Linked DNA regions of Homo sapiens: region 1 is linked to region 2. The links are chromatin contacts, found by Hi-C or POLR2A ChIA-PET in ENCODE. All regions are on one chromosome and are shown on one strand. Each heading gives the region's core, a stretch centred on a gene start or an enhancer-like site at or near the end of the contact. The rest is flanking DNA. Distances are from core to core; before and after follow the strand shown. Region 1 holds the start of VPS33B (VPS33B late endosome and lysosome associated). Region 2 holds the start of ZNF774 (zinc finger protein 774).

Region 1 (3,264 bases), core at 392-2,891, 670 kb before region 2:
CAAAATTAGCTGGGTGCGTGGCACATGCCTGTAATCCCAGCTACTCAGGAGGCTGCAGCAGGAGAAACGCTTGAACCTGGGAGGTGGAGGTTGCAGTGAGCTGAGATCGTGCCATTGCACTCCAGCCTGAGCAACAAGAGCGAAACTCCATCTCAAAAAAAAAAGAGACAGAACATATCACTGCACTCCAGCCTGGGTGATAGATAAAGCCAGACCTTGTCTCAAAAAAAAAAAAAGAAAAGAAAAAACAAACGGTGTCTCACTCTGTTGCCCAGGCTGGGGTGCTGTAGCATGATCGTAGCGCACTGCAGCCTCAAACTCCTGGGCTCAAGTGATCCTCCTGCCTCAGCCTCCCAAGTATCGAGATTAAAGGTGCCCACCACCATGCCTGGCTATTTTTTATGTGTTGTAGTTGACCAATCTTATCTCAAACTCCTGGCCTCAAGCAACCCCCCGACCCCGACCTGGACCTCCCAAAGTGGTGGGAATTAGAGACATGAACCATTACTCCTGGCCAAATTATTTCACCTGTAAAAACTTCAGTATGTATCTCAAAGAGATAAGGACTTGTTTTTAACAGAAATACAAGCCTGTATGACATAGAAATACAAAAAATAATAATAACATAGAAATACAATACCTGGCCCAACGTTGTGGCTCACGCCTGTAATCCCAGCACTTTGGGAGGCCAAGGCAGGCGGATCACTTGAGGTCAGGAGTTCGAGATCAGCCTGGCCAACATAATGAAACCCCGTCTCTACCAAAAATACAAAAATTAGCCGGGCATGGTGGCACTCGCCTGTAATCCCAGTCTACTCGGGAGACTGAGGCAGGAGAATCTCTTGAACCTGGGGCGGCAGGGGGGTTGTGGCGCGGAGCTTGCAGTGAGCCGAGCTCCTCCACTAGGCAAAAGGGCGAGACTCTGTCAGGAAAAAAAAGAGAAGAAAAGAAATACAATACCCGAAAAGTTTTAGTAATTCCTTAAATCAGTTATCTTTGAATTATTATCCAAAAAAGATCCACACATTGAAACATTTTGTTGATACATCTCTTAAATCTCTTTTATTCTGAAGTGTTTTCCCCTCCCACATTTCCCACTTTGCCATTTTTTTGAAGACGACAGATCATTTGTCCCATATAATTTCCTACATTTTGGATATGGTTGATTTCATACCTTTGGTGTCTTAACATATTCCTGCTAATCTCTATATAGCCTATAAACTGGTAGTTAGATCTTGAGGCTTGATTAGGTTCAATTTTTGGCAATAGGTGATGCTCTGTATTTCCTATGCATCTCACCAGGAAATGATATGATGGTATGATTGATCAGAGTTGAGGTATTGTTAGCTAGCCTGATGCATTCATTATGTCTTTTTTTTTTTTTTTTTTTTTTTTTTTGAGGCAAGGTCTAGCTTTGTTGCCCAGGCTGGGGTGCAGTAGCGCGATCGCAGTTCACTGCAACCTCCGCCTCCCTGACTCGAGCGATTCTCCCACCTCAGCCTCTGGAGTGCTGCGACCCCAGGCGCCGCCACCTAATTAATAGACGCGTTGCCTCCGTTTTTCAAATGTCCCTTTCAGGACGCCGTCCCCTTCCTGGTACGCGAAGCGCTGGGAGCGAAAGGGACTTCCGGGAGATCTAGGAAGTCGCTTCTTTTTCTGGTAGAAGGCGGGGTTCTCCTCGTACGCTGCGGAGTCTCTGCGGGGTGTAGACCGGAATCCTGCTGACGGGCAGAGTGGATCAGGGAGGGAGGGTCGAGACACGGTGGCTGCAGGTCTGAGACAAGGCTGCTCCGAGGTAGTAGCTCTCTTGCCTGGAGGTGGCCATTCATTCCTGGAGTGCTGCTGAGGAGCGAGGGCCCATCTGGGGTCTCTGGAAGTCGGTGCCCAGGCCTGAAGGATAGCCCCCCTTGCGCTTCCCTGGGCTGCGGCCGGCCTTCTCAGAACGAAGGGCGTCCTTCCACCCCGCGGCGCAGGTGACCGCTGCCATGGCTTTTCCCCATCGGCCGGACGCCCCTGAGCTGCCTGACTTCTCCATGCTGAAGAGGCTGGCTCGAGACCAGCTCATCTATCTGCTGGAGCAGGTCAGTGCTTGCCTGACGCCTTTATCGCATCTACAGTTTAGCACTCATTGGATGCACATTTCTTCCTTGCCGTGCCCCTTTGATCTTGTTCTTGGCCCCTGGTATTGTCCTTGGCGCTTCCCCAGCAGGTCCAGAATGAATCCAGGGAGTAGTAAGAGCTGTTTGGAACCTGGCCAGAGAGTTAATGGAAATCACCCCCCAACCCCGCATACAGGCAAGGGAGACACCATTAGTGCCAGGCATCCCTAGGGACGGAAAGATGGTTAAGACATCTTTGCCATTAGGGATCTTACCACTCCAGTAGGAGCTGTATGAAGCACAAATTATCACACACAGGTGGTAAATGAGTGATAGAGCTAGTGTACCCGAAGAGTTCACAGTAAGTGATCATTTCTAGTTGGGGTGATGATCTAGGAGCTTCAAGGAAGTGAGTGTGAGTAATAAGCATATTTTCTTTGGAGACTAAGCATGCTCCAGGCAGATAGATTGGTAGGAGCAAAGTTGGCAAACCAGGGAAAGACAAGGCATGTAAGGGAAGACACCCATCAGCAGTTACACAGTAGCCACTGAAAAAAATTTTTTTTCCATTTGTGGCATGAGACAATACTTGATGATTCTAATAGTGATGTGTGTGGTGGCGTAAATGGGCAACAAGAAGGCCAGTTAGGAGACCGTAGATCAGACAAGAAATAAAGGCCCACACAAAATTGGTAGCAGTGGGAATGAAGGAAAGTGATGGATTTTTAAGTTATGGTGAAAGAAAACTCAAAGACTTACTGATTGGTTATAAATGTTGAAGGAGAAGCAAAAATGAGTGAGATTTTTAACCTGGGTTATTAGGAAAATAATACTGCCACTGTGATTTTAATGGATTACTTGTGTAATCATTTAGTTATTCATTTTATGTCTGTATTCCTCATTAGACTGGAAGGTGGGCAGGGATCATGTTTGTTTTGTTCAACACTACCTAGTGAGTACCTAGCTTAGAGTCAAGCACACACCATGTGCTTAATAAATATTTGTTGTATTAACATTGAATAGAAATGAGAAAAATAATTAGAAAAAGGAACAGGTTTGATGGGGGAAGTTGATTTGTTTGGGTTTGGATGGGGGAAGTTAAGATGCCCGTAAGAAATATAGCTTGTAACATCCAGCAGATAGAAATGTAGAACTGCAGCTGCAT
Region 2 (3,383 bases), core at 579-3,078:
AGTCAGAAATAAGACTGAAAAAGACATTTTTTTTTTAAAAAAAAGAAGACATGGATAGGTTGTAAAAATAAGTGAAAGTGGGAATAAGCACAAAACACAACTCTTAGGGGCTGAAACCAATCATTAATATATTAATAAATCGACAGCAATATCATGAAAAACATTACTTTTTGGAGGATAGTCAAGAGTGAATTACTGGATGGATCAGTCATTTATTCAACAATTAATATGTTGCCAGGCATAGGAGTCACATAGAAATTAAGATAATGTTTTTTCCCTTAAAAAGTTTCCAATAAACCAGCCTCAGCAACATATTGAGACCTCTTTCTCTACAAAGAACTTTTAAAAATCAGCCAGGCATGGTGGCATGCACTTGTGGTCCCAGCTACTCAGGAGGCTGAAGTGGGAGGATCACTTCAGCCCAGGAGTTCCAGGCTGCAGTGAGCTATGATGGCGCCACTGCACCCCAGCCTAGCAACAGAGTGAGCCCCTGTCTCTCCCTTAAAAAAAAAAAAAATGCAGCCAGCATGACCACCCACTACAAAGAATATTGCATTTCAAGGGAGGAAGGACCAGACTGTGGTGAAGAAGTTTTACTCTTTCACATCTTTTGTCCCACTACAAATCACCTATTTACTACTGGAACACACACACACACACACACACACACACACACACACACACACTTTTGGGGGAAATATTTTTGTATTTACAGACATTATTATTGGTCATTTATAAAGTATTGAGTTTTTAAGGATCTAAAAACCATCTCTCTGGTTTAAAACTTTAACAAACAACAATAATGTAATTAGAAAGTAAAAATTGTAATAAGAGTTTTCAGTATTGGCCAGGTGCTGTGGCTCATGACTGTAATCCCAGCACTTTGGGAAGACGAGACGGGCGGATCACCTGGGGTCAGGAGTTCGAGATCAGCCTGGCCAACATGGTGAAACCCTGTCTCTACTAAGAATACAAAATTAGCCGGGTGTGGTGGCACACGCCTGTAATCCCAACTACTTGGGAGGCTGAGGCAGGAGAATCGCCTGAACCCGGGAGGTGGAGACTGCAGTGAAAGGAGATAGCGCCATTGCATTCCAGCCTGGGCAACAAGAGCGAAATTCCGTCTAAAAAAAAAAAAGAGTTTTGAGTATAATTTTTATTTCTACATTCATTACAAAACACAGCTGCAGGGCCCACTTGCTGGAGACAGCGCCACTGAGGAGGGGAGACGTCTTAGCCACGGTTATAGAAACCCTGTTTCCCAGCCCGTCCCTTTCCCCATGCACAGGTGACCTCAAAGGCCCCACAGCGCTGAGGGGCTGTGACTAAGTGCCACTGTGAGAAGCTCCAGTGCGTTCACCGGGTTTATTAATAGGAACATGACTGCACGCGTGGGGCCGAACCCCGTTCTTCTTCTCGGTGCTCGCGCCCTAACCGGGGTGCGGCGGTCAGAGGGTCACAGATCAGCTGAAACCCTGGGACCACCATCGAGAAGCAAGAAAACTGATTAAGAGAATGACTTATCCCGCCGACGGTATAGAGACCACAGCTACCTCTCCCACAGCCCAGCAAGACCCGGGGGCTCCCAAAGGCCAGCGCGGGAACCCCGCTGAGAAAACGTCTGGGTGGCGGGCAAGCCCCCTCCACGCCCCTCAGCAGCGCGCCGCTGCCGCCGCGGTCTCCCTCCTTGAATCACTCACCGCCCCAGGGCCCAGCCGGGGATGGAGCAGGAAGTGAGTCCTCCACCGCCGAGCCGCACCCGGCCCGCAACCCCGAGGCTGTGCCTCCCAGAACCCGACCGGGATTCGTGACAGGGCTGTGGGGACACAGGTGGGACTCCGGCTTCGACAGCCAGCGGCCGGAAAGTACCGCCCCCATCCTCTTGCTATTGGCTTTTCAGTTTCCATGGCTAGAATTTTTCTCTGTCCATAGGCTGATAGAGCTGTCAATTATCGCCTAGCCTTCTGGGAAACGTAGTCCCGAGCAAGACCTCAAAGGACTCGGAGCCGTGGATGTCCAGTTCCAAGCGTTGGAAAGTGCTAAACCCAATTCCCCAGCTACCGGTCCCCCGGAACCGCCTGTTTGGAGCCGAGGGATCTAAATGCTGTATCCTCACTGTGGCATCTGCAGATGTGAATCTCCTGGCCTCACCCACCTACCGCGGAGCAGCCTGGTGCCCACCATGAGGTCTCCCGCGCTCTGGCACTTCGCCCCTCCCCAGCGCAGAGCAGCTCAGCCCTCGGGCCTTTGCGGCCTCTCTTCTGCCCAGTCTTCCACCTCATCCCCGGCGGCCGGAGCCTGCAGGGTGTTTGCGGAGGCCAGGTCCCAGACCAACTCAAACTGGACATTGGAAAGGCCCAGCAGAAGCCCTTAGTAGAAAACAGACATTCCGCATCCTTCCCTTGGCATCAAACTCCCAGGCACATCCCCTTTCCGTCTGGTTGATAGCCAGAGGAGGCGGGCGAGGGCATCAAGTATTCTGGGAAATGTGATATCGGGCTTCAAACTGGGGAGGCTCCTGGGTCTCATGTGAGAGCCAGTGATCACTTTGGGTCGGCCCCTAGCTAAAAAACAACAAAGTCTTTCCTTAAAGTGAAGAAAATGTGCCTGTCTACTCCGTTTGTTGATTCAGTGCAATTTAGAAAAATAAAAGAACATTTTGTGATGTATTATAAAACGCTTAGAATTACCAGCCATAGAGTTTTTTTTTTTTTTTTTTTTTAGACGGAGTCTCGCTCTGTCGCCCAGGCTAGAGTGCAGTGGCACGATCTCGGCTCACTGCGAGTTCTGCCTCCCAGGTTCACACCATTCTCCTGCCTTAGCCTCCCGAGTAGCTGGGACTACAGGCGCCCGCCACCACACCCGGCTAATTTTTTGTATTTTTAGTAGAGACGGGGTTTCACCATGTTAGCCAGGATGATCTCCATCTCCTGACCTCGTGATCCGCCCGCCTCGGCTTCCTAAAGTGCTGGGATTACAGGCGTGAGCCACCGTGCCCGGCCCGAGTTAATGTTGAAGATCCCTTTGATGCTAATTCCACCATTCCTTCAACAAAAATAAGGTGCATTTTCCAGTGGATATTTATTGGGAACATTCTGTTCTCAAGATCGTTCTGGGGGCAGGGCGTGGTGGCTCACGCCTGTAATCCCAGCACTTTGGGAGGCCGAGGCGGGAGGATCACGAGGTCAGGAGATCGAGACCATCCTGGCTAACATGGTGAAACCCCGTCTCTACTAAATATAGAAAAAATTAGCCGGGCGTGGTGGCGGGCGCCTGTAGTCCCAGCTACTCGGGAGGCTGAGGCAGGAGAATGATGTGAACCCGGGAGGTGGAGCTTGCAGTGAGCCGAGATCGCGCCACTGGACTCCATCCTGAGCGACAGA

The links. Hi-C counts contacts between places; a loop is a spot of excess contacts on that map. ChIA-PET counts read pairs that join two places held with the same protein, here RNA polymerase II (POLR2A). Pooled maps may share reads with other maps.
Region 1: a map with no recorded cell type shows a loop between it and region 2 (12-fold over the local background). The contact joins the promoter of VPS33B here to the promoter of ZNF774 in region 2. A Hi-C loop is called at or near these places in 1 of 37 single-sample maps with no recorded cell type and 7 of 50 pooled maps. POLR2A ChIA-PET finds 5 or more read pairs at or near these places in 2 of 52 experiments (AG04449 and activated T-cell).

What each region holds. Positions count from the first base shown.
Region 1 is chr15:91,020,971-91,024,234 of GRCh38, reverse strand. VPS33B (VPS33B late endosome and lysosome associated) reads left to right here and starts at 1,641. Exons shown (of 23, transcript NM_018668.5): 1 at 1,641-2,081. The coding sequence starts at 1,986. VPS33B-DT (VPS33B divergent transcript) reads right to left here and starts at 1,613. Exons shown (of 4, transcript NR_110104.1): 1 at 1,495-1,613; 2 at 264-922. RefSeq lists enhancers at 1,677-2,086, 1,941-2,557.
Region 2 is chr15:90,350,729-90,354,111 of GRCh38, reverse strand. ZNF774 (zinc finger protein 774) reads right to left here and starts at 1,828. Exons shown (of 4, transcript NM_001004309.3): 1 at 1,701-1,828.